Linked DNA regions of Mus musculus: regions 1 and 3 are each linked to region 2. A link is a loop called in an ENCODE intact Hi-C map of the cell type or tissue named here. Cell type or tissue: heart. All regions are shown on one strand. Links, peaks and the distances in the headings refer to the core of each region. The heading gives the core; the rest is flanking DNA.

Region 1 (10,460 bases), core at 1,188-9,187, 120 kb after region 2:
AACACTGATACTAGACTACAAAAAAAAAAAAAAAAATGGTGTGGTCATATGGAGTAATTCTTTGTGAGGTTCTATTTTTACAATAAAAATAGAAAAAAATTAAAAAGAAGGAAAACTGACTATGTCCATAGAAACAGAGACCTCAACTTGGCTGGTGATAAAATATAAGCTTTAATTAAAAAAAAAAAAAAATACTGTGCTTACACTAGGAATTTTTTTTTTTTTGGTTTTTCGAGACAGGGTTTCTCTGTACAGCCTAGGCTGTCCTGAAACTCACTTTGTAGAGCAGGCTGGCCTTGAACTAAGAAATCTGCCTGCCTCTGTCTCCTGAGTGCTGGGATTAAAGGCATGCGCCACCACGCCCGGCGGAATTTTTCTTTTCTTTTTTTTTTTTTTTTTTTACTTTTATAAAAAGATAACCTATGGGCCAGCAAAATGGCTCAGGATGTAAAAGCACTTTCTTTGAAGCCTGACAACTTGAATTTGATCCCAAAACCTCCGTGTAAAGGTGGAAGGAGGCACAGAATCATAAAATTACCCTCTGAACCCCCCGCCCTCCTGCATGAACCCTCAACATGCACACACATGCTGCCTCGCATGTGCGCGTGCACACACACTCACACACATGTTCTCGAATGTGTGCACGTGCACACACAACCCATATATACATACTAATAACTAAAATAATAATTACAAAGTACATTTTTAAAAGCACGTGAGTGGGGCACTGTAGGTCATGTTTATGGTTCCAGCTATTGAGGGTAGAGGCAGGAAGTTGTTGAAACTCAAAACCATCTCCAGCTACACAGTGGTTTTTACACCAGCCTGGATAACTTACACAGCTCCTATCTCAAAAACAAAACACACTAAATAAATAAATAAATAAGATCACAACAAATAAATAAAAACAATTTAAAGCTGTCACACTGTCACCAGGAAACACCCCCAGTTAGACGGGAACTGCTTCCATGTCTGCTCAGGCCTCACTACCCAAGAGGGAAATGTGCATTTTGTCATAACAGCCAAATGGAAAGAGACAGAAGGACAGACTTGGAACGGAAGGGCATTGTGTATGCCTGGATGAAGGTGGAGGCATAAAGTGGAAAACTTCAAACAAGAAATGAAAGTCCCTAAAAAGAGCGGTTCTCTCGGAACTCCGTTCTCCATAGCCAAACAGCTGCCGCTACACGGCCTAACAGATGAGCAGAGGATAGGAACTACAGTATGGTGACACTCTCGTGGCTGTTGACAACAACCAGAATGCAAACAGCCACACGACGTGGGCCAGCCCTCCCTTGCTACCTACCCAGTGTCCCTAAAAAGCAGAAACAGCAAGCAGGTAAGTTCTGAGGACACTGAGCCCCCTCCAAAGCTATCTCTAGCACACCATGTCACCGCCAGACTCCACTACTGACCATGTGACCAGACCTCAGCCTCTGCCTTCCTGAACTGAGCTTTTGAGACTCATCTAGACTCATCTTAAGTCGGAGCAGAGAGCCGCATCACTGGGTGTTTGAGGAGAACCTCCTAAGAGGAAAGGACAGAACGGAACTGAGAAAGAAGGAACCCAAAATATGCAAACAGGAGGAAGGCAACAGAAAACGATGAAGAAGGGTCTCATTTTCATAAGACACTGAAGGGTGAAATTCAAAAGAAAATCAAATCATCTGCACCAGATTTTAGAAACTGAAAATTGAGAGCAAACTCAAAAAGTCTGTGTGTTTCGGTGGCAGTCCAGAGACGCAGGGGCAGCTCCCAGGGGCCAGAGAAAGGACAAGGGAGAAGGGAGGACTCACTGCTGTTGAATGTCCTGAGACAGGATCTATCATCTGTCAGAGTTGGAAGGGAGTTCCTCTTAGGCAACGTTAAAAAGATATAAACAAGAATACAGTAACTCCAAAGGAAAACATTGTTCCATAAAGGAAACCCAATAGAGCCTCGGGCAGAAATGGCAGGTGCAAGGTCATAGCAATTATGCTTTGAGTATTACTTTTAATAACAATATACTTTAATGATGTGGGACAAAACCAGGACAGGAAAGAGTAATAAGACACACCTCCCCTTCCACAGCACGGAGACTGAAGAACTCTTAAATATCAGAGCAAATGGCATAAGCCTGTTATTAAGAAATACAGAGGTAATGACAATGGAAACAACTTTAAAAAGTTCAGCCCTGAAAACAAACATGTCGGTAACATTATACAGACTGAGCAGGTTTTACACACACACACACACACACACACACAGACACACACACACATACATACATACATACACACACACACAGACACACACACATACAGACACACATACACACACACACATACACACACACACACATACACACACACACACATACATACACACACACACACACATATATATACATACACACACACATACATACATACATACACACACACACACACATACACACACACACACATACACACACACATACATACATACACACACACACACACACACACACACACACACATATATTGTACTGGCTAGTTTTGTGTCAACTTGACACAGCTGGGGTTATCACAGAAAAGGGAGCTTCAGTTGAGGAAATGCCTCCATGAGATCCAACTGTAAGGCATTTTCCCAATTAGTGATCAAGGGGGAAAGGCCCCTTGTGGGTGGGACCATCTCTGGGCTGGTAGTCTTGGTTCTATAAGAGAGCAGGCTGAGCAAGCCAGGGAAAGCAAGCCAGTAAAGAACATCCCTTCATGGCCTCTGCATCAGCTCCTGCTCCCTGACCTGCTTGAGTTCCAGTCCTGACTTCCTTGGTGATAAACAGCAATGTGGAAATGTAAGCTGAATAAACCCTTTCCTCCCCAAATTGCTTCTTGGTCATGATGTTTGTGCAGGAATAGAAACCCTGACTAAGATATATATATATATTAATGAAAATGGCCATGGGTTTGAAAGATAGCAAGAAGGGGTAATACACAAAAGTTAGGAAAGAAAGGGATGGGGAAATGATGGAATTATATTATAACCTCAAAAAAAAAAAAACCAGAAAAAGTAAAGTTTTTAAAGGTTCAAAGTAGTTGTTCCTATAGGAAAACCGGAAGTTCCTATAGGAAAACCGAAGTCTACAGCAAGACAGGCTGTAGTTAGATGTAGAGAAAATGTAGACATAGCCAACTATTCAAATTATATCTGTAGTCCATTTTGATAAAGAAAAGAAGCTTCATTAAATAAATAAATAATAGTGTTCAGAGTTTAAAGACAATTCCTTAGAGAAGCTGTAATAAACTAATTAAGAGATTTTTTTTTTCCAGTCACTTGCCTTCTTCTTCTTTTTTTTTTTTTTTTTTTTAGATAAGCTCTTACTGTGTAGCCATGGCTGAAACTCCCTATGTAGATCAGGTTAACCTGGAAGTCGAGAGACCCCACCTTCCTCTTCCTCTGCAGTGCTGGATTAAAAGGTGTGCACCGCCGTGCGCAGGACGTTTCTTGACACATTAAAAGGGAGAAATCACTGTAGTGACAGGAGAGGACTGGGCCCCTGAGGGAGGAAGGTCCAGAAAGAAGTAGAGAATGAAGTCTGGATCCAGCCTTGCAAGTCAGGACAAAACTACAGGCAGCAGTTCCTTCTGCTCGGGAGTGGAGGTCAGAGGAGGGGAGGGGCCAGGAATATATAAAGTATACAGAAGTATAGAATATGTAATGACCAGAGATAAACATCTCCAAAGCATTCTGATTTAAGCTCAAATCTAAGTTCACTGTGTGAGTGTGTGTGTGAATGTGTGTGTGTGAGTATGTGTTTGTGAGTGAGTGTGTGTGAGTGTGAATGTAAGTGTGTGAATGTGTGAATGTTTGTGAGTGTGTTTGTGTGTGTGTGAGTGTGTGTGAATGTGTGTGTGAATGTGTGTGAGTGTGTGTGAATGTAAGTGTGTGTGTGAATGTAAGTGTGTGTGTGAATGTGTGTGAGTGTGTGTGTGTGTTTACTAGCTCCATATAAAATACACACTGTTTTCAGGAGCTGTCCCCACCTCAATTAAACTACCAATAACTGCAAAGAATACAGGCTCTGCCTGGTGGATTTCGAATTGAAACTGTGAAACAAGATGAGGAATAAATATCTTCTTTGCCTAATGACAGACCTAATGGTTTCATGGTTTGAAATACCTAGCTGATCAATTTGGAATTAATGTAAGCACAGTCTGTTTGTAAAACACATCAACACTCAACACACTAATGTTACATTCCTTCCAGGAGGAAAAATAGTCATTATTCCCCATGAAAAACACAATCTTAGTGCTAATGTTTTTTAAATCTGTTTTTGTCTCTCCTACATTTAAGCTGGAAAGCAATTCTCCCAGAAATTGCATTTTCCACAAAACATTTCAGATTCATTTCGGCAAGGTTCAAGAAGAGTGAGTGAGTTAACAATAACCAAAAGCAAGCACTGAGTTGCCACTTAAATATCGGACTGCATTCAACATTAAAGTTATTCTTGTCATTGATAGAGAAGGGAACTTTAATTTGAAAAGTTTGAACACAGGTGATATCAATACATCCCAATCTTTGGTCTCACAAACTATTTTCAAAAGACATTATAATTAAATGATTTCAGCTAATCAGTAACTTAGAACAAAACGCACAGCAGAAAGACCCAATTCCGCAAGCCTGTGTGTGCACTCCTTCCTTCATAGCTCAGTAAATGTTTGTTTGAGCAAGAGGCAGCTCCAGGCACAGTTTTGGAAGAACAGCCAGCTGAGATAATCATCACTTCACCCTCTTAGCCCCTGAGAACTCTATTAGAAAATAATTCCCAGAAAAATGCAACTTATAAGGACCATGAAAATAGAAACTGTGTTGGTGTCGCCTTTAAAACCATACAAGTTAAATCAGAGCTTGCTTATAAAAGTGCAGAAACATGTGTTCCAAATTACCTGATTTTGACTTCAGGATGACTTGAATGGTGTGTCCATCGTTGGTGACTTCACAGTCCCGGCACACCACATAATTTGGAGACAGGCGGACATCCAGCAGTGAGGGGTCATACCTGGCTTCTCTGGAGTTTAGGTTGATAGGTGACTGGTACTCCCCATTAGCATCAGGAAACACTAAGCCCCACTCAACACCTGAAGACAAAATGAGACTAGGTTGGATTTTTTTAAGGTTAATGACAGTAAAATATAACACAAAAATCTCATAATCCTTAACATTATAGCTGTGACTATCATCTGTATGTAGATGAAATATAAGAAATGTGTGTGGGTTTTTACATTCATTACGTGAGTGATCTGTTGTTAAATATCACACACAAAATCCTCTACTGTCTGTGCATACAGACGCTTTGATGTAGGGATCTAAGAAACTTATGCCATCTTGAAGTGACTAGAAAAAAGATACCTCAGAAATTTCTTCTGCTCATCAGTTCAATTATGTGCAGTACTGGGAAATTTCCTCAAAGCCCCACATGCTCAGAGACAACAGAAAACCTGTAACGCTAATGAGCGCCACTTGTTTAAAATGCAAATACAGTGTCCCATACATATTAGTTCTTTTGCTCTTTTCTCCGTGTATACAGGAAACATGGGCGGGCACTAATGACTATTCGAAGCCCTGGATCTGCGAAGACAGATTTAGAAAACTCTTTTTAAAGTCCCCAAGATCCAGCCTGCAATTCGGGACGGTTTTTCTGAAGTGCGTTTGGTTATACTTCCCAAGACTAGAAAGCAACTCGGTTGCACGTCTGCTCCAGGCTGGGAGATGTGGCTGCCTGGGTGCAGCAGGTGCGAACAGCACTCAGGCAGCCACGGAGGGGCAAGTGGGGGACCGCGTGGGGCGTAGCAGCCGCGACAGCGGCCCCACGAGCCTACCTTCCTCGTAACCCCACTCCACGCCCTCCTCCTCCTCCTCTTCCTCGTCTTCCTCCTTCTCGGGGAAGGCGACTGCATCCTCAATGAAGCTCAGGTCAGCCATGGGCAGCTCTGCGACACGGGTGCGGGAGCGGCAGGCGCGGGGCTGGGGACCGCACTGAGCGTGGCAGTCCCCGCGAGCGCGAGAGGCAGCGGTCCGGCGCAGGCTTGCGCGTTTTAAGGTCGGTGGGGGCGTGTCTGACTCGAGGACACGCCCCCCGCCCTACACTCCCACCTACACCCCCTCTCACCCCACAATCGGGACAGGCAAGCCTGCGAAAATCAAACTGGGGCTGCAGCAACACGGGAAGCCTGCTGCACCCAAGTCCTAATACCCTTTCAAAAGCCTGGAGACTCCAAAATCCGCCCTGTCTCCCGTGCTCCCCTTGCTCCAAACAATTTTCCCAATGGAGTTGCCTTGCTTTGGGAACGGGATTGAGACCGGGAACCCAACAAGACTCCCTGGTCGAATGGTTTATTGGCCATCGTTTACCGGTCAATTTTGTTGGGGTTTGGTTTTGTGAGACTGGGTCTCAAGGAGACCAGGTTGGCTTCAAACTCCTCCCAGTGGAGAAGCGGATGACCTTGAACTGCACAGGGCTCGCTCCACTTTGCAAACACTGGGCTTGCAAGAATGCACCACCACCATGGGGCCAAGCGTGGTGGTGGCAGCTTATCTGAGCGAGTTTTACTTTTTAATCCGTCCTTAAAACACAGGGAAAATGAATATGGATTTTATTTTTCCCAAAATAAGTCCAACAAACATTTCACGAAAAATAATTTAGCAACTAGACATAGGTATAGTTTGAGAAATTTTTACTAAATATATTTCAAAGACAATGAAATGGGGTGTTTGGTTCCACTTTCTAAGTCTGGGGTGCTGCTGCAGGCTCACCTTGCTGTGGACACCGCTCCCAAGCGCCTCGTGAAGTCGCGCAAATAATGAAATGCACACACATTACGAAACAAACAGGAACTTTCCCCGATCCAAAGAGGTCAAGTCGTTACCCCTGAAGCGTGTGTCCCAACCTCAGGCTAATGCTTCATCCTGGTGTTCCAGCCCTGTTCAGTAACCCCTAAGCTCCTTTCCTCCACGATAGCAGATATATTTGCATAGTAAGTTAGTACTCAGGCCTGCAGTATGCTTTGCCTTTTACATAGCCCATGCACACTCCACAGTGTCTGTGAGATTAATGGATGCATCGAGTTCCTCAAACAGGGCGGGGGTGATTGATTAGCTGGGAAATTTTAAGGTGCCGGGTTGCTATCCTTTACTGCCTGTTGGGGCCTTAACTTAAAAAATAAATATCGTATCACGTCTTCAGGAAGTGGATGGAGGCTAAGGAGAAAAACATCAGTTGACCTACTCCTCCACTGTCTGAAGAAAAACAAAAAACAAAAACAAACAAACAAACAAAAAACCTCCTGGACAGCTGCAGCACCCACATGGCCTGTGGGTTTCAGGGTGTGTGTGTATGTTGTTGTTTTTTTTTTTTTTTAATTAGGTACTTTCCTCATTTACATTTTCAATGCTATCCCAAAGGTCCCCCATACCCACCCCCCAATCCCCTACCCACCCACTCCCCCTTTTTGGCCCTGGCGTTCCCCTATACTGGGGCATATAAAGTTTGCAAGTCCAATGGGCCTCTCTTTCCAGTGATGGCCGACTAGGCCATCTTTTGATACATATGCAGCTAAAGACAAGAGCTCCCAGGTACTGGTTAGTTCATATTGTTGTTCCACCTATAGGGTTGCAGTTCCCTTTAGCTCCTTGGGTAATTTCTCTAGCTCCTCCATTAGGGGCCGTGTGACCCATCCAATAGCTGACTGTGATCATCCACTTCTGTGTTTGCTAGGCCCCGGCATAGTCTCACAAGAGAGAGCTATAACTGGGTCCTTTCAGCGAAATCTTGCTAGTGTATGCAATGGTGTCAGCATTTGGAAGCTGATTATGGGATGGATCCCTGCATATGGCAGTCACTAGATGGTCCATCCTTTCGTCACAGCTCCAAATTTTGTCTCTGTAACTCCTTCTATGGGTGTTTTGTTCCCATTTCTAAGAAAGGGTAAAGTGTCCACACTTTGGTCTTCGTTCTTCTTGAATTTCATGCGTTTGGCAAGTTGTATCTTATATCTTGGGTATCGTAAGTTTCTGGGCTATTATCCACTTATCAGTGAGTACATATTGTGCGAGTTCCTTTGTGATTGGGTTACTTCACTCAGGATGATACCCTCCAGGTCCATCCATTTGCCTAGGAATTTCATAAATTCATTTTTTAATAGCTGAGTAGTACTCCATTGTGTAAATGTACCACATTTTCTGTATCCATTCCTCTGTTGAGGGGCATCTGGGTTCTTTCCAGCTTCTGGCTATTATAAACAAGGCTGCTATGAACATAGTGGAGCATGTGTTCTTCTTACCGGTTGGGACATCTTCTGGATATATGCCCAGGAGAGGTATTGCAGGATCCTCCGGTAGTACTATGTCCAATTTTCTGAGGAACCGCCAGACTGATTTCCAGAATGGTTGTACAAGCTTGCAATCCCACCAACAATGGAGGAGTGTTCCCCTTTCTCCACATCCTTGCCAACATCTGCTGTCACCTGAGTTTTTGATCTTAGCCATTCTGACTGGTGTGAGGTGGAATCTCAGGGTTGTTTTGATTTGCATTTCCCTGATGATTAAGGATGTTGAACATTTTTTCAGGTGTTTCTCTGCCATTCGATATTCCTCAGGTGAGAATTCTTTGTTCAGCTCTGAGCCCCATTTTTAATGGGGTTATTTGATTTTCTGGACTCCACCTTCTTGAGTTCTTTATATATATTGGATATTAGTCCCCTATCCGATTTGGGATAGGTAAAGATCCTTTCCCAATCTGTTGGTGGCCTTTTTGTCTTATTGACGGTGTCTTTTGCTTTGCAGAAGCTTTGCAATTTTATGAGGTCCCATTTATCGATTCTTGATCTGTCATTGCTGACGAAGTCCATGCAAAGGCTGGAGAGAATCTCTATAAAAAGATACCTGGGTCATTCTGAATTCAACATTAATATTCCCCTATGCCCTTAAACGAGCATACATGTGATATTGTGGCCATTTTTGTCTGACCTCTGACTGCATTTAAAGTACATGAACATGGAAGTGTTTACCAAATCAAATGACATCAGACTATCCCTGACAATTAAATTTTTCATGAGTAAATGGTGTGCCATATTTATTATAGACAGGCTGAAAAATTGAATTGTTACTCTTGAGGTTTGCAGCCAACAGCGTCACATATAGCAAGAAGGCATTGCTACTCAAAAATATGGCTTCCTGTAAGACAAGCATTGGTTTGGCTCATATCATTTTGTTCTGGACTTTCAAGCTTATTTGTATAATATAACTCCTATAAGCAAGCAAACAGTAACTCCAGCTACATAGACATGAGCCGTTTTGCTCTGCAACCAAATATTCAATTACCATCCTTAATTGCTTTGAGACTGTGTGCTTCGTATGCTGCTAATTATTAACACCTTAAGACCTCTCCACAGATCCCCTGCTATATTGCCACCAAAGATTGCATTATTAGCTCTAGTTATTATAAAATTCTGTCATCAGAAAATCTAAACACAGATCAAAGATATAGGCCAATTCTTTAATTGACAAAATAGAACAAGCACACCCAAACCCAATATCAGAATCTAAACATATCCATGCTTCACATTAGGAACAGAAGTATCTCCTGACTCTGGGTCTCTCTTAAGTTACTATGGTATTTGAGACTTTGTCTTCATTTGCTCACACTTAGTGTTTGCATACCTGATGTCAAACCAGATCAGCAGAACATTCTCTTAACACTCGGATCTTATCACAAAGTACCGATTGATATAAGCATGGGTCCCTGGAAGGGGCAAGCTCCACTAGATATCACAGGAACAGAGAAAGTAGGGTCCCATCTCAGAGATTATCAATACTCTTGTCCTCCCAGTCAATCTTCCTTGTCCTTTGTCTGCCCTATCAAGACTTGCTAAAGTGCATTGATGAGGTTGGGTCCTGGAGTGATCATGTCTAACTGTCACCCTCTCACACTGCATGCTCCTTATCTTCTTGGAGTACCTTGACAGTAGAGCTGGCTTGTCTGTGGCAAATGCTCTCTAGGCAGATCTTCATTCTGGATCTTCAGCAGCAATGAAAGTGGAAGACCCCAAAGGAAGAAAACACACTTCTGTCCTAAGGAAGTTACAATTTCCCTGTTACAATATCATGAGTGCATTTCATGTTACTTTATGCAATTAGCTCCTCTGCTCTCTCCTCCCCCTCCCCCTTCCCTTCCCCCTCGTCCCTTTGGTGGTCCTCTTCCACCTCACAAATATCTTCCCTTCTGCATCCATGCCACACATCTTCCCTTAGGCTCCTTTGTCGCCTCCCGCTCCTAGCCTTCAAGCCTCTCCCTCTCTCTGATATCCTACTTCATGTCCCATATGTGTGTGTGCCCATGCGCACACACACACACACACACACACACACACACACACACTCCTCACATAAGACAAAATGTTTATCTTTCTGGGTCTGGTTTATATGTCCATTTTACTATA
Region 2 (10,460 bases), core at 1,154-9,153:
TCTTAAACTAGGCCTGAAGTGATTTCACAGCGCTGTGTAGGCTGGTATCCATGGGGGCAGACTAAGCATAAAAGACTCCGAGATTCCACAGCTCAGCAAAGGAAGGCGCATGCGCAAAAGTCCCGTAAAGGGGGTGGGGGGAGGTTGAAATCTTGGGCCCTTAACCTACAGGCTGAATCACTGGAGTCTGAGGTCGAAATGCCCAAGCCATGTTCACCCCGCTACACACAAAGCCTCTTTGTACCTTTGGATCAAAATGCTAAGCTACCTTAAAATTCTCAAAGTAAAGAAGAGTCACCAGTAGACTCCTAAAAAGTATGATTGAAAAAAAAAGTCATTCTTATTCCTGATATCCGTTATGGTGAATGGCTTCTGTCACTCTTGGTGATGAAGATTTAGCTAGTGACTTTGATGACACTCGGAAAATAAAACTGCATAAATGCACTCAAGCCAACAACTTCAGAAGCATTGGGCCACAACAGGAACATGAGCATGCCCCTCCTATAAAGACGTGGAACAGATGATTTTTCTGTCTGAGCCTTTGATGTGTCCTGCGTTATCTCCTAACTTCAAGTCCCAGCCTGTGAAAACTAGTTTTGAGTTAGTGAGTAAATGAGTGGGTGGTGCTCATGGAAACAAACACAAACTTTAAATCCATTTGAACTTTTAAAGTAAAAACTGTTTTTTTGTTGTGTTTTTCTTTTTTTTTTTTTTTCTTTACTTTCAGAGTGGAGGAAAAAAAGACAAATCAGAAAAGCATGAAGCACATACTATATGTGTGTATACTCTGACAGTAGGATTTTCCCTAAGTCCAGCCAATGGAACGTTTATATTCAAGCCGTCTGAGACTCTGCCCTGGCTCCATGATCCTATCCTGCCTCACTACAAAAGCGAAATGAGGCCAGATCTTTCTTTATCATCTAGGATTCCTGGGGGAAGATTGAGGCATCGTTTATGGCTTTGAGGTAAATGTGTGGCTTTCATTAGCATTAATGGGAGCACTTCACATAGAAAGAACACACTCCGGGATTTTTAAACGCTCTAATGATGATCTGCACAAAGCCGGAAGAGCCTTTCTGATTTCCGCAGCTCTGACCGCGCGGCCGCACTTGGATTACGAAGCACAGTAGGCTGTCCTTTTAAGACGCTTTGTCCATTTAGTCGCTTTAGAATATCTGAGAAAGATGTTCTGGAAAGGTAGCATCAGGCACGGGTTGTCTCTCCAGCATGGAGGGTGAAAGCTTTCAGGCAGCCCTCTTGTTCCAACCTTTCTTGTGAAAAGAAAGACTCTGCTAATTAAAAAAGCAACTTGAGGTTCTGCTTTTCATTCATTCATTCTTCCTTGCTTTTTTTTTTCTTAAAAAAAAAAAAAAAGGTAGCTTCAAAGAAAAAGCAAAATGACAGTATTGCTCTTGTGTCTGGACAAGCTGGAGAAAACCTGCTGAAATATGTGGACCCAACAAACTGGGCACACTTTTCTCCTATGTCTAACAAAGAAGCAGAATCCCAGTTACTTATTCACCCACTCATGTGCATGTGCGTGTGTGTGTGCGTGCTTGTATATTTATGTGTGTGCATTCATGACGAGACCAATGGTCGATTGCAAGCGTCATTCTTCAGGTGCTATCCACCTTGAGTTTTAAGAAAGGGCCTCTCTGTTGGGCCTGAGGCTCATTGTTTAGGCAAAGATGGCTGACCAGTGAGACACAGGCTGTCTGTACCTTCCCAGTGCACCCAAACCCAGCTTGCTCCAATGCAGCAGTTCTAAGCCTACCAGTTGTGAGGTTGTGACCCCTGTGGGAATGGAACAACACTTTCACAGCAGTCGCCTATCAGATATCCTGTATTTCAGATATTTATAACGGTAGTAAAATTATAGTTATGAAGTAGCAATGAGAATAATTTTATGGCGGGGGGGGGCGGAGTCACCACAACATGTGGAACTGTGCTAAAGGGTCAGAGGTCACAGCAATAGGAAGGTTAGAACCACTGTTCTAGAGGGTTTGGGGAATCAAACTCAGCAACGTGTGTTTGAAAGGAAAGTTCTTTACACAGAGAGCTATCTCCCTAACTGCATGATGGGAGGCCAGGTAAACAGAGAGCTATCTCCCTAACCCCATGATGGAGGCCAGGCAAAAGTGGGGGCCTGCCTGGCTGTGGGAAGCTAAGGGGCACCAAGAAGGCTCTGAGTGTGTTACAACTGACCCTGTCCATCTGTGAAACACGTTGAGAAACTAGAAACAAGGTAAGCCGCAAGATAAGCACTTTTCATCAAGAAGACATTCCCAACCCAGTGTTTGACCCGCAGTGGTCCTGTTGCCTGGAGACTACAAGGGAAATGAGGGGTGGGGTGGCTTTGAGATAGCCTTAAAGGCTATGAAATCCCTGGTATTTCTCATATAAAAATATTCTTACCATAAAAGCATGGATTCAGCAATGGTTCCTAAGAAAAGATGAGGAGTGGGAGGTATTTGTACCCAGGTCAACAGACAAATGTTGTTTTACATTCTCAAACTGTAAGTTTGCAATTAGTTGTGACAGGAGTTTGTGTCTGGTAATAAAATCAGACAGTACCATGTATAGAGGAACAGTCTGCTGTGAGGACTGCCAGGGTGGAAAATGCAGCTCTTCCCCATTTGTGGAGTTTAACTGCTCCCCAAGCAGGTCAACCAGGAGGATTAATATTAAAAATCAGCAGATACCGCTCAATGCAAAGTAAGCTGAGGTCCTGTGCACTCCCGTGTCTTGCTGTATCTACTCACTATGCAAGCTACTTATCAGACTGAGGTGCCAGCTCCAAGGTGGAGGTGGAACAGGCACCTGCTGTGCCCAGTGGCCTGGGCACTCCCTCCATCTGCCTACATGCCTGAGACAAGACTTCCCAACACTGGGTTTCATCATCCCAGCTCACTATAAATAGAGTGCAGACCCCATGTCCAGATAATATCTACTGTGGTCACATCTATCGTAGACCTTGGTGCTACTCTTTGGGATCTATGACTGTGTCTTATTCTGCTGATAGTCTCCAATTGCCGGTTACAGTGGCTGCTATTCAACTGCTCCATTATTAAATTATAAAATTGATCCCTTATCTGTGTCAATAGATGTAGGGTTTAATAGTTCAGATTTCAAAGTGCCTAGTCCTGCCTTGTTCCCTAACTTTTCCGTAGTCTTCCTGTACATGCTTGAATTCAGCTAACAAAGTTCGTTCATCCTCAGTGGCGGGCTGCCAGATTCTTGCCACGTCTTTCCCCTTGATATTCTCAGGTTGGGATCTTTCCACCTCACCTTTTTAACTATATCTCCCTTCTTTAGCTTTCAAGTTCTAGACCACTTCCTTCAAAAGACCTTCCACACCTCAAACTGTCCATTCACTTTTTTGAACAAGAAGTCTACTCTATTCACATGACTTTAAGAATCTGGATTCTAATGGAGTGTGCTTAGAAGAAGGAATGGGTTTTTGTGAGTGTGTTTGTGAATGGGTGTGTGGATGGGAAGTATGTGCCCGTGTGTTTCTGCCTGTGGAGCCCAAAGTTGATATGAATGTTCTTCTCAAATGCTCTCTACCTTACTTTTTGAGAGAGGATCTCTCGCTGAAACTGAAGCTTACAAACTGGGCTAGACTGGCTTTCCAGTAACCCACCTCGCCCCCAGATCCTTCTGCCTTTCCAGTACTGGAATTACATGCATGTGCTCTTGGTTTTTATGTGAGTTTTGCACATCCAAAACAGGTCCTTAAGCTTGCACTGCAGGTACTTGATTGACTGAGGCATCTCCCTCCAGAACAGGGGTTTCTTTGGCATCAATACAGTGACAGAAACACAGTCACAGATCAATAAACATTACTAAATATATTGATGACAACATTGCATCTGTGCCCTTCCCTTCCAAGGAGATGTAGGAACATTAACGGTAACATTTAGTATACAGCAATAGAAGAGTATGTAATATGAGTAGCCTTCTGGATCTCATCTATATCCACCATCTCTATAGCCTTTCTATTGGCCAACAAACCCTGCACTGGGTGACACAAATCTGCTTACTAAAACTTCAATTCATGTAGCACTATGCACATGTTAAAGACAACAGCAATGTATATGATGAGCATTAGGTAAGACCATCATAAGCTTTTCTGACCTCAGACATCATGCAGACCCAACTTTATCCTGTTTTCCGTTTCATTGTGATTGTAAAAAATATCTTGGTGAGCAATAATACCTCCCGTCACTTATAGAGCCCCACCATTGGAGCTGCTCTTCAGAAATCTCTGCATCTCTAAAACCAAGACAATACATGTATTGTTTCATAATAAGGCAATATTGTCCAATAGGGTGTGATTTATTCTGAATGCCAGAGGAAAGAATTGAAGGGACTATTGTTAGGCAATGCTTATATTGTAGATAACCTCCCACTGAGCAGCATCCTGTCCAAAGAGGGACTTCTCCTGAGTAAGGAAATGAGACTTTAAATTCCCAAGGGACCATTAAGTCCCCTTGCCATTTAGTTCTGTACTCAGTGTGTGGCAGCAAAGGAACCCCGCCCATTTCCCCACTGTGCAGTTGGGTCATTGAGTCATTGTTGAGTGTTTCAAAAGCAGGGGAAACACTGTCTAAAATCTAGATAAAGCAGTACTTCACATTTTGATCCAGCAGCCTACGTTCATATGCACCAAGATATCGTCTGCTTCATCTGTCCACTCTCCTGCTAGAGTGTAAACACTAGAGGAAATCTGTGAGAAGCTTGTTAGTGTTACTTGTTAGTAAAGTTGTTAGTATAGCTGGTGACTGAAAAGCTGCTGGAAATCTTCCTCTGACCTGTAAAGACATTTCTGCCCACATGAAGGTGAAGGAAGCAGTCTATGGAATCCAAAGCAACAAGTGTTGACATGAGATGAGCCCCAGAAGTCCAGATAGCTGCAGTTCACTGAGAGTCACAACCTTTGTCCTCTTTCTTATCTAAGTAAGTGTCTCTTGAGAACAAAATTCTTTCTACTTCCTTTTGAGACAATAAGTGCTACTAATGATTATTAACTTAAAACTGAAAATTAACTGACTAAACAATAATGGTATTGTGTAGAAAGTTTGTTATGGTGTGAGGGGATATTCCAGTCATATCCATGTAGAAAATAACATTTACCTTAGTATACTGAAGCGAATGCTGCTGTTACTGGAGAGAAAGAGGTCACCACAGAGGACATCATGAGGTCTACAGGCCAGAGACTGAGGAAGCCCAGGTGTGGGGTGGTAGGGAGGGAGGTAAGGCACCAGCACAACTGAGGAAGAGAAGAAAGAGTCCTCAGAGAAGTCCATTAAAAGACTCGGGAGGCAGATGCAAGCATACCACAGTTACCTTGAAGCCAGCAGGTCAACCTAGTGAGCTTCCGGACACCCAAGGTCAGACAAGGAGAGAGAGTGTGTGTGTGTGTGGAGGGTCTTGTCTCAAAAAAACAAAATGCAAAACTGCCTCAAGTCTGCATTCTGTGCAAGTTTCTGTGAGGAGGAATGCAGAAGCAGAGGACAGTTGACTCAGAAGGTTGCCTGGGGCTCTGCTAACATGAAAAGATCTAATTTCTCAGTGTAGATGGGGGAGGGAGAAACGTGGTGTCACTCAGCTGGTCCTAAGTGATGCCTCAAAGATGTGGGCACTAGAGACCACACATGAGGCCCAAATGCTGCCTCTCTATTGAAATCAAAAGCAACAAGTGCTGGCATTTGGTAAGCCCAGCAAGTCCTGATACTCATACAAAGAAGGACACTATGAGTGTCATGGATGTTCCCTTGCCAAAGTGACTGTGACACTTCCTTTGTGAGGGAAAACTGGCTTATTTTTCATTATAAAAAGTTTCTTACATATAAATAATAAGTATGAATTCCTTTACCAGATCAAAGGTCAAAAATAGCTACACAACACACACATACTCTCTCTCTCCTTTTTAAATGATGTGTCATCTCATTTCCTTAATTGTAGAAGTCTAAGAATCTTAAAGGGAGCTGGGCAGTGGTGGTGCACGCCTTTAATTCCAGTACTTGGGAAGCAGAGGCAGGCAGATTTCTGAGTTTGAGGCCAGCCTGGTCTACAGAGTGAGTGAGTTCCAGGACAGCCAGGGTTACACAGTGAAACCCTGTCTCGAAGCAAACAAACAAACAAACAAAAACAATCTCCAAGGGAGTCCCTCTCCCTGAAGTTTCGAAGCATTCTAAGTTTAGTTCAGAAGGAGTCAATACACCCCTCAGTGTCCTTACTTCCAGGATCGATCGTTAGAGTGACTCACAGGTAGAATAGACATTTGAAACGGGGAGGGGGATCACAGACTCTGACAGGATTCCATCCTCAGACTTGAAAATGTCACACCAATCTGACTCTGTGACCATCTCAGGTTAAGATTCATCAGGGGCCACCAATCGCCAGGTCCTGTCTACATGGTATTTTGCTTTGCTGATGCCCTTCCAAATAATGAACTTCAAAGGGTCGCCCATGAACTAGCAAACTTGGTTAAGACTTTCAGCCCCTTCGCCTCAGAAGAACTGTAATTCATTACATAAAGGAGTTGAGTTTCTTCCCACAGTTGCCCTACCAGAGGAAAGAAAGTCTTTATTAAGATCCCCTACCCAGCCGGGAGTAGTGACGCACGCCTTTAATCCCAGCACTCGGGAGGCAGAGGCAGGCAGATTTCTGAGTTCGAGGCCAGCCTGGTCTACAGAGTGAGTTCCAGGACAGCCAGGGCTTCACAGAGAAACCCTGTCTCAAAAAACAAACAAACAAACAAAAGATCCCCTAACCAATGAGAGTACAGCTGCCTCCATTTGTGTCTTTAAAAGACTGAAAATGAGAGAAATTGTGCTTTTAAATGACTTGCTCTACTAGTAGAAGAATCATGTGCAGATAAGTTTTTAAACTGCCTCAACAGTACAGAATAACATTACAAACTGCATGTGCTTCTCAGTTCAACTCAACTCACCATTCAGGAACTATTTCATCCTCTTTTGCTATAATGTTCATATCCACACTTACTCTAGATTGATTCTCCCCAAGGGATATGGCTTCTCTTGGTGCCTAGTATAAGAGAAGAAAGAAATTACTGGTGAGAAACTTGTTAGGGGATGCTGCTGCCTTGGGGGATGTGGTGGTGGCAGTGGGGCAGTAGTAGTGGTGGTGGTGGTGGTGGTGGTGGTGGTGGTGGTGGTGGTGGTGGTGGTGGTAGTTTATAAAATCAGAATTCATGAATGCCATGTGTGAGACTCAGGGCATCTCGACTGTATGCCTTCTTCCCAGGTGCTCATTTTTGCTATTCCTTGAATAAGGAAAGCTTTGTTCTCATACGCTGTGTACTGAAACTTGTCCTTTAGTGTGATAGTTACCTTTACGTAGCACAATGCCTGGACCTATAATCAGTTTTAATACACAGTTGTTGAATCCACTGCAAACTACCAACTACAAGTGAATGTACAAGGCTTCCCTGGTGTGTTTAGATGTACTTGTAAGCAGTGCAGTAAAAACAGCAAACATCAACTCAGATAGCCTTTTGACTGATAATTTTAATGGACAGCTAGGTGTTTATGTTTTGAATCTATAGATGAAGAAACTGAGCCCTATGGTGCTTAAGTACAATGTCAAGAACCACACACAGCGGGCTGGGCTCAGACCGAGGCTTAGAATCGGCAGGTCTGGTTCCAGGAGCTGGGGAGGCAGCTCAGTGGGTAAAATGCTTGCTGTATAAGGATCACAGTTCAGATCTCCAGTACTTACATAAAAGGCAGATATGGTGGTATACTGTTGGGAGCCATTAAGGCAACGCTATTGTCCTGATCTCTGAATTGGGCCTCTCCCCCTGAGAAGAAAAGGGGGTCAAAAGCGGGCCACCAACACATGGATTCCAAGAACCACGGGATGTTCCAGCCCTGGGTCATCACCGATGTCCTGACCACACCCTGATACCACCAAGTTCCTGCTTCCCAGTGTAGCTGCCAAAAGAAAGAATTTATATTGCCCCCCTTCCCATAAGTACTTCTCCTTTTGCTTGTATTGCCCTACCCCTCCCACTGATAATCACTTCCCCTCTTGCTTGTATTGCCCTACCCCTCCCACTGATAAGTATCTGTACTTCCCCCTTTGCTTGTGCATTTAAACCTTGGACCTTTCTCAATACATTGGGGTCTTGATACAACTTCAGAACGGTTTCCGTGTCGTTATTCGTACAAGACCCTCGTCTCTCTCTACCCCCCATTTGGTTCTTAGGAGGAGGTCCCCTCGAGATCCTCGAATAACTGGACCTGCTGGACGGGTCAAGTGGCGCCCGACGTGGAGCACGAGGTACGACTGCCCTCCGGACAACGGATTAAGGATTAAAGAGGTACCGCGCAGACAGAGAAACAGTGGGACAGTCCACCGACACTTCACTCGAGTGTCGAGTACAGACGTCGGGAGGTAAGCCTAGGCATTCAGTTGTTGTCCCATTAACCATGGGGCATTTAGTGAAGAGATAAAGGGTTCTCTTAAGGAGAGAGGGATAAGAGTTTTAAAAAAAAGGGGGAATTTAATAATATATTTTTGTTTTGTGGACAAGAAATGTCCATGGCTGGTATTAAATGGTTCTAAAACTTAGAATAAAGTAGGCAAAGAAATTAATAGTTTAATAAAACAAGGAGAAGATGTCCATGAGTCCTTTTTTAGTTATTGGGGAATCATCAGAGATCTCCTTGAGCAGGCAGAAAAGGGCGGAAAAGGTGCTCGCCTCCTAGCCCTTACTGAAGATTTTTTAGAAAGCTCCCAATCGCCATCTCACAAAAGCAAAACTAAGCTGCCGGCGCACAGTATCTCTATTAGAAGGTTTAGCAGAAGGCTACTTGATACCCAATAAATGGAATAAAGTTATTCAGTCTGTCCTCACTAGAGGCTAATATTTAACTTGAAAGTCAGAGTTTGTGGAAGACAGCCTCCTGAACTGCTGACAAAATCTGTGGTTAAGGCAATTTCGCTGCAGACATAAAACAATTAGGGCTCTCCCCTGTTGTCCTCGCCCAGACGGCACAAGCGGCCCTGAGAGCTTGGCGCGCTGTCCCTGCTACAGGGGCGCTAACTATGCCCCTAACCAAGATTATACAAGGGCCCCAAGAGTCCTATGCGCAGTTCATTGCCAGATTGCAGGAAGCAGCTGAAAAAATTTTGGGACCTGAGAAAAGTGAGGGTCTGTTAGTTCGACAACTTGCTCTTGAAAACGCCAATTCAGCATGTAGGGCTGCCCTGAGAGGTAAAACCAAAAGTTTAGATATAAATGGTATGATCAAGCTTTGTAATGAGGTAGATGTGTTTTCTCAACAAGTTTCTAAGTCTATTAACCTGGCCATTGGGGCTGCTCTAACTCCAGCTCCAAGATTGGTGCCGAGCCCCATTGGCCCAAGTTAGAAGTAGACATCTGTGTCCTCACATTGGGTGCAGATGCCGCCTGGGGCACCCCTGATTATTATATGCCTCAATTAACAGCAGTTAACACAGGTGAATTTGGGCCCCCTCCCCAAAAGACGTTTTTTCTCATCACCGGCCGAGTGTCCAGACTTTTGCAAGGCCTAATGGTGACTCCTACAGTGGTTGACACCGACTACCATGGGGAAATAAAAATCTTAGTCACCGCCACGCAGGAACCACTTACCCTTAGGGCTAGAGAGCACATAGCCCAAGCCTTACCACTCCCACTATTCGGCCATTTCCCTTATATGAAAGAGGAGCGAGGACCTTCCTCCCTGGGATCCTCAGAAGTCTACTGGGCACAGAAAATAACTGATTCATGGCCCATGCCGACTTTGTTTCTAGAGGACAAACAGTTTCAAGGGCTCCTAGATACCAGGGCAGATGCGACAGTAATTTCCTCAACACATTGGCCTGCAGCCTGGCCCTTAACAGCCCACTAAGGAATGGTGTAATCCACTGATCATAAAATTTACTGCTAAGAGGAGAAACTTAGAGGCTTGAGAAAGTTCTTGCCCTCTCACCTGGGGCCTAAGATTGTATCAAGATAACTATGACAATGGCCTGACCTTTAAAACCATCCCTAACAATCATAAAGGATCCATAGGACTTCCAGGTACCCGCCCCCCTGTTCCTGCCCCAGGGTGTGCTACGACCCTGTTTCAGCCCACTCTCCCTGCGGGGAGGCTCCCCTCTTCCACTGATTTACTGTGGTCTATATTGAATGCTTCTGCTTTAGCCTTGTTGCATAAGACACAAAGAGATAACGCGTCAGAATCTGAAGATTGTTGGATGTGCTTTTCTGCTTCCCTGCCCTTTTATGAGGGCATAGCCTTATTTGAAAATTTTACCCTGCTTTCAGACGCTAGACAGCTTCACCTTGAGTCAGTTCAGCTTACCTTGACAGAACTCTCTGGGGTAAGAAGTTGTGTGTTGGGCCCAGGCATGCTTCCGCTGAGGCCCTTGCTAGAGATTTGCAATAACACGTTTAGAGTAAA
Region 3 (10,460 bases), core at 1,270-9,269, 66 kb after region 2:
GCTGCATGAGAATCCCCTCAGTATTTGCTTTTGCTTTTTCCTTAATGTTTACCCCCCACCCCCAAGGGTGAAAACAGAAAAACTCTGGACAGCACAGAATCCTATGCTATTTCCAAAAGAATAGAGTGGTGAAGGTGTGGGCTTGTAGCCAAATGCCCGTCATTCTCTCTTGGCTCTGCTACCTGGGCCCCACATGACCAAATGACATCACCTCTTTATTCTCCAATTTCCCCTGTGCAACAGAGATGACAATGATGGCAACATTCACAGGGGTGACATACACAGTAGAAGGAAGAAAGAGTCCTTGCACAGACACTTAGCATAGCTCCAGCAGCAAACCACTTATACTAATTACTAACCAGCCATCCGCACTGTAGCTTCTTTATACACCAAACCTTCAGCATTCTGGAGATAAATCATTAGCTAAAATTGATAGTAAATCAGTTCATTGGGAAAGTTTAAATCTTGCCTCTCAGCATTCACTTTAAACTGTATGAAGAGTCTATGCCAAAGTTCACAAGCCATAGGGAGGGTCAGTAACAAGCCGTGACCTAAGCACATTATAGGAACTGTGTCATTTTTCACTGACTTTGAAGCTTATTTTAAAACTTGATTAATTTTATACTTTCTTTTCCTAAGCCGAAGGCACAGCCTTCAAGCCCTGGACCTCAGTCTGGTGCACATTATATGAAAACAACTTCTTGAGAGGAGTTCTGGCCAAATGCTAGCCTCAATCATTGCCCTCTGTGGAAAACTGCTAACCATATTGTGCTGTGCACTTAAAAGTATCAAGGGGTTACATCTTTAATTAACTGCTCCCATCAAGAATGCATGATACTAAAAAAAGGTCATAAGAAGAAATGTTGAAGGGTTATCTTGGTTTCTTTTCTATTGCTGGAAGACACCATGACCAATGTATGGGAGAGTTCATTGAGAGATGAGATGGTTTGAATGAGAAAGACCCAAATAGGTTTGCATATTTGAACACTTGGTTCCCAGTTGGTGGAAGTATTTGGGAAGGATTAGGAGGTGTGCCCTTGTTAGAGGTGTGTCACTGGAGGCAAGGTTTTGAAATTTCAGATGGCTATGCCATTCTCAGTTAGCTCTTTCTCTGTATTCCTCCTACTTACAGATAAGAACATATGCTTCCAGCTATGTTTCCATTGCCATGCCTGCCTTCTTCAGTGCTCCCAGACATGATGGTCATACACTCATACTCAGAGACTGTAAGGCCTGAATAGACTCTCTCTTCTATAATTTGCTGTGGCTGTAGAGTCTTCACAGCAATAGAAACATAACTAAGATAAAGATGATGAGCATGTTGATAGTCTTGATAGTGCCAATGGTTTCACGGGTATGTCCTTAGTCCAAGACCTATCAAATTTTATGTATTCTTATGGATCCTTATGCCAAGTATGCACAACTTCCTATGTGAATCATATTTCAATGAAATAGTGTAAGGTCAGAGTCGCATATGACTTATGACTATCCTCCCAGCACTCAGGAGGCGTCTAACTTCTCAACTCTGAGTGACTCTGTACAGACTTCGTAACCTAGACATGTTTCCATGAGAAGAATCAGAGAAGAGAAAGAACATCGTCTTCCCAAGCACTCTGATGTCAATGTCCCTCTTATTCCCATCTATAGCCCACAGCAGCTTCAGCCCAGCTGACTTCCTCCAGAAACAGAGGTCACTAAGCTACATCTACCACAGAAGTGCTCTCATCACACAAGACAGAAGCATGATCATACAAAGTGTCACAGAAGGTGCCGCAAGTGCCTAAAAGCAGTCCATGTAAGTACATAACACTTCCAGAGGACCAGAGGCTACGCATGAAATTCCTCAGAACCTTCCCACCAATACCTTTCTACTGACTATCTGTTGCGGTCCATGTATATTTGGTTAAACCCATGATTTTGATAAATTCTACTGGCTTTTTTTTTGTCTTTACATGTGTGCATACATGGCTATGTTTCCACTGGGCAGGGTCTAGGGCTACCCATCCCCTTCACACTTATCTTCTGAACTTCAATGTTTGGAATTAGAATACAAATCTAATACATGGTTGGGATAAGTGCAGGACAGGGTAACAAAACAGTACTTGAAGTGACTCTCAAGAATGACAGTGAGGACTGTCAGCTGCTATACCACTCCTACTTGGTTAGCATCTCAGGTGGAGCCCAGAGACCTCCTGAGGATGTGGGTGCACACTCAGGTCTGAGACCTACAAGTACCTAAGTCTATTTTATGCTCTGGTCATGGAATACCTAAAGCTGGTGGGTGATGTAAAAATAATATGTTTCTCACAGCTCTGGAAGTTGGAAATTATAAGAGCAAGGGGCAGGCTCATGGCAGCATCTTCTCACAGCAAAAAGTGGAAGAAGAAACAAGCAAGAAAATGAAATGCAAAGTCTTTTCTCCAAGGACTCATCAACACCGTAGCCTTGGTCTTACTTTTCCATTGCTGTGACAAAGCACAATGGTGAAGGCACTTTATAGAAGTAAGCATTTAATTTGGGGCTCACCCTTCCAGAGAGTCAGACCATCATCATCACGGCTGAGAGTATGGCAGCAGGCAAGCAGGCTTAGTGCTAGAGCAGGATCTGAAAGCTTACATCCTGAGACACAACCATCAAGCACAGAGAGCTAACTGGAAATGGTGTTGGCTCGTGGAACCTCAAAGCCCATCCCCAGTGACACAGTCTCCAACAAGATCCCACCTCTTAATCCATTTCCAAAATGTTTCACCAATGGGACACCAAATATTTAAATATATGAGCAGGGGATGGGGGGGGGGCTCATACAAACCACATTCTACTCCACAAGTTCCTAGCTATATCAATGCAAAGTGCTGCATATAGTCCAACTTCAGAAGTCCCTCTCATTTTTTACAGTCTTAACATACTTTAAAAATCCAAAGTCTCATCTGAGCCTCAAGGCAATTTTAATTATAACCCACTATAAAATTAAATCAAAAAACAAATAGAATACACCATAGTATAATGGCACAAAACATAACTACCATTCCAAAAGGAAGGAGTGAAGGCAGAGTGAGGAAATATGGCACTGAAACCCAGTAGGGCAAATGCTAAATTCTGTAACTCCATCTCTGATATCAAAGATGGTTCCATCCTTCTTACTTTGCTGAATGCTCTCCCAGGCAGACATCCTTGGGTCTGCAATTCAATCCAGGCTTCACTCTCATAGCTTCACACAGTGAATTCTTAGAGCTACCATGCAGGGACACTTCTGCTAACAAAGCGGGGCTTAGCGGCTTTCCTTAACCGAGGAGGAAGATTCCACAACCATTTTATTCCCCCTTTCCTTCATGATCCAAAATCAGAACCACATGACTGGGGGCACCACATTGCTTGGGATGAAGCCTGGCTCCCTCTGTTTATATATTTGCTTTTCAGGTGGAGAATATTCTTTGGGCCTTTTCCCCCCCACAAGTTGCAGCACTGGCTGTGTGGAGTTTTGCCCTGAAGACATCACTCTTTATTCCATTCGCATCTGGACCCTCCTTATCTCCTTCAGCATAAGCCTTGATTCCAACATAAAATTTCCTAGTATTCTTTTTCTCCACAAACTGTATGTTTTTTTATTTCTATTTGTCCTGATTGCCCCTTTTCATTGATCTGCATAAGAGTTATTAGTAATAACTACTCAACAGAATCAATATTTTGAGAGTAAATATTAGCTTGTCTTAAAATCTTCTCTACCAACAAAATCAGTCCAACACTCTTCTTACATCTCGATCCCATAAACAAAAAAGAAGCCTTCATGACAGACCCCAGCTTTTAGTACTATCACATTGCTAACACCAGCATTTTGGAAGGGACCCATTAAACCCATAGATGTGGGATTTCCTTTTTTCCTTCAATTTAGCTTCAAACAAATTCTTAGGTCACAAAGGGCAGCCACATTGCTCTCAGCAGTATTGTCTTCTAAACTCCTACTATGATGGCCCATTAAGCCCCATTTACAGCATTTAACCACTTTCCCAGGCCAAGGTCCCAATATCTTCCATTCCTCCAAAAAATAACATAGTTAAGCCTGTCACAGCAATAGCCCACTCTCTGGTACCAATTTCTGTCTTAGTTACTTTTCTATTGCTGACAAAACACCATGTCCAAAGTAAATTAGAAAGCTTTTAGTTCGGGGCTCACAGTTCCTGAGGGTTGGAGCCCATGATCACCATGGTGACAGTGGGAAGCAGTGTGACATGAGCTGACACTGGAGCAACAGCTCAGCACTTATATCGTGGTCCGTAAAGTAGGGGGCGAATAGAGCTAACTAGGAATGGTGGTGGATTTGCACACTTAAAGACTGTCCCCAGTGATGTACCGCTTCCAACGAGGCCAAAGTTTTTAAACACACGAACCTGTGGGGGCCACTCTCATTCAAACTACCAGAGCCATGGACATAGATTAAAAGTACATCTGACATGCCAAATCTGCTGAATTCTTTCCATGCATGTCCATGCATAGTAACAACCAACACACTTCTCTTGATATGTGTTTGCATCTCTTGCTATATAACCACTGTTCCACCGTCATATTCTAACAATGCTAGGCAGTTCTGTCTCCCTTTTAATGACCACAAAATAAAAAGCATTTTAAAATTTCTGTCATATTTGACGATGTTTGGTATTTGTCTTCTGTTTTGGAAATTTCATTCTAAGACTCTAAATTCAACAATTTAGATAAAAATGGTTTTTTGCTGTTGTTCCTTGATTTCTAATAATTAGAGCCCTCTTATCTTAAAGTGATTAAATGGTTCTGAGAACATAAAAAGAAAATTACTTTCATTCAAATCCACCCAAGCATCTTTTTCTGTCCAATATACAGCACACTAGCCTGGAATCATAAGAAAGTCACCTCCACAGAGGCTATGGGTCGTGTATCCGGTCATGTCTGGAGTCCTCAGCACCGAGGATAGAGCTACCCACACTGCAGCAGAAGCCCACCCTCTTTCACCGTGAGTTGCTGTGGACTTAGCAGGAAGTGGAATTATTTAGGGCACTTTTTCAGGGTTGCTAGTGAAGATGAGGCATTCCAAGGCACCAACTGCTTCTGTGAGGCTAAACAGACCACGTGAGGCAGGATGCAGCTTCCCACCTTGAGACTCTGCCTGTTACCCTCTTAGGGGTGCTTTATGGACCCATATCTTTCTCTCTTTTTCCTCTGTCCCTGTCTCCCCTTCCTCCCTCTCTCCTTTAATGATGCACAAATCTTGATTTTTCTTGGTCATACCCTCTTTCTTTGAACTTCTAATTTTTACTGCCCTCTCTGGACGTCTTCAATTTTTTTTTTAAACTTTACCTTCTATGGATCTCTGTGAGAAGCATCTAGTGAAACCTTCGAGGCAAAGACAGAAAATCACTCTGACATGCATCTTCATAGCCATAAACACATGTTGTATGCATGTGCGTCTATACTTACACTGCTTCCCTCTCAAGAGATGCCACAGTGCTCTGTGCTAAAAATAAGCCCATTTCCTGACAGAGTAGTGTGACTGGGAAGGCAGCTATTCTCAAAGGAAGAGGAGACATTTCCTCCAAACGCACATGGGGTTGGCTTCTCCCAACACAGTTTATCCCCAGGTGTGACTTGGTGAATGAGGGTCAGACTTCATATCCGATCTTACTCAAACAGATAACACAAACACAGGTTCCCTTTGACACCAGAGAGAGCCACTAACAATGGATTTGCCTCTGTCTTAGAGTATACTGTTGAACATAACAGTGAAAAACTGTATCGAGTCTATGCCACACCCGAGAATGTTCACAATGGAGCTCGCCTTTCACAAACCCAGAGCCGCTAGATCCTCCATGTGATTCCAGACAGATCACTGAGGGGAAACAAACTCATATAAAAGAGTTACTTGGGGGCTGGTGAGATGGCTCAGTGGGTAAGAGCACCCGACTGCTCTTCCGAAGGTCCGGAGTTCAAATCCCAGCAACCACATGGTGGCTCACAACCATCCCTAACGAGATCTGACTCCGTCTTCTGGAGTGTCTGAAGACAGCTACAGTGTACTTACATATAATAAATAAATAAATCTTAAAAAAAAAAAAAGAGTTACTTACTCTAGGTCAACAACGCTGGAGGTTTATCTATTATGGAAGATACTGTTACTATTAAATCTCAGAATAAGACACCATTATCCCAAGGCTCTATTTTCAATAGTTAAAGTGAATTTTATAATTTCCACACTTCCTCCACACAAACCTCTACTTTTCTGAAGTCATTCCTCAGTCCATCCAGTTGGAACCACTGTGAACACATTACCACAACTGTAGCCCGTATAGTCACTTTCCTTTGGAAGTGAGAGCAATACTTTTGAAAGTGAAGGTTGTATTTCAATCTTTTGTCCCCTATGCCCAGTTCACACCGAGACATAGTTTCTTTTAAGAACTAATAGATGAGGAAGAAGAACGGAGTTGGGATTGTTCTACGGAAAATAAAAGCTGAAGGGAATGTGGTAAAAGTTCAAAACCCATGAGAGGTATCCAGAAGAGGATGAATGGGGACTTTAAACTGCTCCCTAGACAATCTAACATAGGATTGAAAATGCTAAGTATGAGATTTTAAAGAATGCTGAGTGTGCAAGAAACAGTCTTCCCCAGTAAAGAACACACCAATTGATTATGCAATATCAAATGGTCAGCCCTGAAAATGTGCATAAAATAACGTTATACAGAATAAGCAGGGTATATCTATGCATTTATGAATACATATGTATTTACATACACATCTGCAACAATTTATGAAAAAGAAGCCATACACTTGAAAGAGCTGGGGGCAGAGGGCTACATGGGAGGCTTTGGAGGAAGGAAATTATGTAATATAATCTCAACAAATAAAAATAATATTCAAAAACATAATAAGTGAAAATAATACTAGCAGAGGAATTAATCTATAATTTAGTTAACTTGAGCTTCTTAACTTCAAGAAATGATAAGGTATTTTAAAAAAATCTTAAGACTTTCCTGAAGAAAACTTGGTTCTAACTATTTCTTAAGCATTTGAGGTGTGTCAAGAAGGGAAAAATACAGCTTTAGAGAATAAGACCTCTAGATCTGGAAAGACAGAAACCTTGCAAACATCTCTGTACTGTACTGTAATCATGTCATTTTTTTTTCTATATGAGTGGTACTGTCAGTCACAGCCAGGACCACACATACTCAGCAAGAGCTCTATCCTCTGCCCCTTCAAAACCATCAGCACATAATAGAGGTTCTGGCTCACTCTTTCCCAGCTAACATCCAGCCAAAATTTCCTAGGCTGTCTCGACTCACAAAGTTAGCATTCATACTTCTTCCTCTTCCTCCTCTTCTTCCTTCTCTTCCTCTTCCTCTTCCTCCTCCTCCTCTTCCTCCTCCTCCTCCTCCTCCTCCTCTTCCTCCTCCTCCTCCTCCTCCTCCTTCCAAATACATCTTGCTACAATAGCTAGCCTAGTCTTAAACTCCTGGACTCAAATGATTTTACCACCTTAGCATCCCTGTGGATGTGAGTCCCCACAGAAGGCTTTCACTAGCATTTAGAGAATCTGTATGGAACCCAAGGACAGCAAGAGTGAATAAACCCAGGGAACAATCCAGAACTTTTCCAGGGCTTTCTTTCTGACTCTCTCACATACCCTCATACACCACAGTAGTTTGCGTGGCAAGAAAGAACGATTACATGCCTGTGAAATAATCAGCAGTCCCACGGTAGCTGCAGAACTTTCCTTTCCCATACCTGGAAAAACTCACATAAAGTAACGGCTAGACTCACCTCAAGTTTGCCTGTTTCACAGTGACTTTTGTTTCCTCCACAAACACTAACTTTTAGAATACAGATCATAAAAGAGCACTGGCTTTCATTCACCTTTGACCTTTCTATCAATTTCCCAGGCTCGCAGCATTTAACTTTCATCCGAAAGCTGATGATCTAACAACAGGAACTAGAGCGTTTTCCCTTTATAGATAGGATATTTAACCTCATAACTTCCCTCTGAAGGATCGAAAGGTGCATACTCACCTGCATCTGGGATATAGTTAAAGGGTATCGGAATAATATCCAGGTAACTCCTTCGCTGCAAGGTGGGATAGTAAGAGATCCTTCATAGACCCAGTAATCCCGCAGAAGAGGGTCTGTGAAAACACGCAGGCATGTTATGAAGGGGCAAGTTGATGGACTTAAGAATCCAGCAGCAATTTTCAAAATGGCAGTCAGTTCATGTAACATTTCTCAGGTGGATGCTATTTGTAAGTTAGAGCTCATATACAAATTCTTACACTACCACTTGTGAAATCACAATAATCAATGAAAAACCTGAATAATTCACTTTATATTTACAACGATTTCTATCAATGGCTCATTACACATATCTATCATATGTCTTAATACAGTTAGGAAACTATTGCCCATTTTTTTTATAATAGCTGATTCACAGCTGATTTCTATTTAACTATGTGTTGTCCAGTGTTCTTTGGGGTGGTATACAACAATTCATTGACTCTTCTCAACAAACAAATGAGACACATTAGCCCCATTTTATATGGGAAAACTAAGTTATAAAATGTTAGCAATTTATCCAAGATCACACAGCTACTAACCAGCAGAAGATTTGAACCTAAGCAACGGCAGTGCTTTTAAACATTCCGTTCTAGTGACCTCTACATTTTATTTTCAACAGCACGTTACTAAAATCCTACTGTGATACAAGAAAACAAGCCACTCCTTAGCACTGCCTGAGAGAACTGGTGATTGAATATACACCAAGGGAAGTGTTCAATATGTGAGGGAAACTACTTTGTGATAGAAGAGCTAAGCTAAGTGTAGAGAGAAGATACAATGTATCAACATGGTTGGTTTAGAACAGCACATAATTTAAGCAGAGAAATGTGGAGACCAAAACTATAACTCCAAGGTATCTTCAGGATGTTTATATATAATTATTACCTGTGCATGACTACAGTTACAACACTTAAATACTGATGCTGTAAGTAAGTAATCTTATACAAGTAGATATAAAGTTTATTTCATTCTAGAATAATCTGATTGTCTTGGAAGTGTTATTAGCTATTTGAGGTTTGCTGGTTCTTTACTCTGAGGTGGCCACTTTACATTTTATAAATGATGTCACTGAGAAAGTTCTTTCTCGAATAAGGAAGCAGAGGCAAGGATTTCCTAACATTCAAAAGCTTTCCTGCCTTATCAACAGTGATCTGAAACTGCACCTGGTATAGCGAACAGAAATTCCAAAGAAATCTTGTTAGCTAATAATAGATGCTCATGAACACTCAAGGAGAACAGGGAGCTTACACACACAGTCAAAGTCCAATCAAGGCCATCCAATAAACGCTTACCTGGTAATAAAGTGTTAGGATTAAAGCATGGAATTGTTTTGGATTTTCCCTGAAAAAGAAAAAGATAATTCACTCCATGTTAGTATAAAATTTATTAAAATTTTGAATAAAAATTATGAGAACTAAAGATCTCTGCACTTAAGTCTTTTCTTATGATTTTACCAGCTCCCAGTATTAGTGAGTTGACCGCTCTTCTCATTGGAGTGAGATAGACTATATCCAGTAAAATACACCTGCTCTGAGTCTATGGCTGTTTGTTTTTTAATTTAAATTTCATTTGTAATGTCTGGTGTGAATATGCAACTGGTGCCTATTGCCCTTCAGAAAAATTTTTACTAAAACAGATGCCATTGCAAAAGTTGTCAGAGGATGTCTCATCCTTACTTCCTGGACTCCATCCTGACTTCAGGGGGAGCCCTTTGGTTGCCTTCCAGAAGATGGCCTCTGAGCCCCTGGAGTAACCCACCTCCACCCCTAGTAAGATGTTCTCCTATACCTGAAGGCTTGGGTCATGCCATATTTAAGGTAGAGTCTTGGTGATTTTCAACCCTTCCCTTGGGGCCTGTTACACCAGCGTGAGCCAGTGTGTTTATCCTGAAAAATACATGGACGCCTGGCTTGACTCAGTGTGTGAGAAATAACAACAGGACTTAAGAAGCCAGGGAACATTGACTAGGCAATTCATGATAAATGGTCAGTCCATGAAAATATCCCTAGACATCAAGGACACAAGAGTTTCCAGGTCACACAGGTGAAAAACACATCATGCCAGGACAACTAGGAGCCCAAAAGAAACACTGGGAAGCTTGGCTTCAGGTCCTCCTAGGCTTTGACACATGTCCCCTTCCCAGTATCACCCTGTAACAAACTGTAACTGGTAACTTTAGCAGCTATTCAGACTCCCATATGTCCTTCTAGAGAGTTATCAAGCCTAAAGATGGCCATTGGGAATTCATATAAAACCATTTTACCTCATTTAAATAATGATTTACCTTATATTGAATATCCTGGAGGATCTCAGTCACAGCCTTCAAGCCAACATGTTCCTTCCCGATCTGAAACGCACAAAGCATAAACACATTTTTCATGCTTAGCTTTTAC

The links. Hi-C counts contacts between places; a loop is a spot of excess contacts. Peaks named below come from ENCODE experiments on the same cell type or tissue, not always from the same donor. Only the 100,000 strongest peaks of a DNase experiment are listed, where the experiment ranks them.
Region 1: it touches region 2 in a loop (2.1-fold over the local background); 2 of 42 quality-filtered maps call a loop at or near these places.
Region 3: a loop joins it to region 2, with 2.7 times the contacts of the local background. A loop is called at or near these places in 3 of 42 quality-filtered maps.

The regions. Positions count from the first base shown.
Region 1 is chr4:8,233,009-8,243,468 of GRCm38, forward strand. Car8 (carbonic anhydrase 8) reads right to left here and starts at 6,033. Exons shown (of 9, transcript NM_007592.3): 1 at 5,844-6,033; 2 at 4,911-5,102. The coding sequence starts at 5,946. In heart, for the core only: no CTCF peak of the experiment used is centred there; a DNase peak (open chromatin) is centred at 5,983; H3K4me3 peaks cover 1,362 bases; H3K27ac peaks cover 1,015 bases.
Region 2 is chr4:8,109,264-8,119,723 of GRCm38, forward strand. No RefSeq gene overlaps it. Among named protein-coding and RNA genes, the nearest start is that of Car8, 120 kb to the right of the region's middle. In heart, for the core only: no CTCF peak of the experiment used is centred there; a DNase peak (open chromatin) is centred at 4,528.
Region 3 is chr4:8,175,225-8,185,684 of GRCm38, forward strand. It overlaps Car8 (carbonic anhydrase 8), which reads right to left. Exons shown (of 9, transcript NM_007592.3): 5 at 10,352-10,414; 6 at 9,360-9,408; 7 at 8,029-8,141. Among named protein-coding and RNA genes, the nearest start is that of Car8, 59 kb to the right of the region's middle. In heart, for the core only: no CTCF peak of the experiment used is centred there; a DNase peak (open chromatin) is centred at 5,547.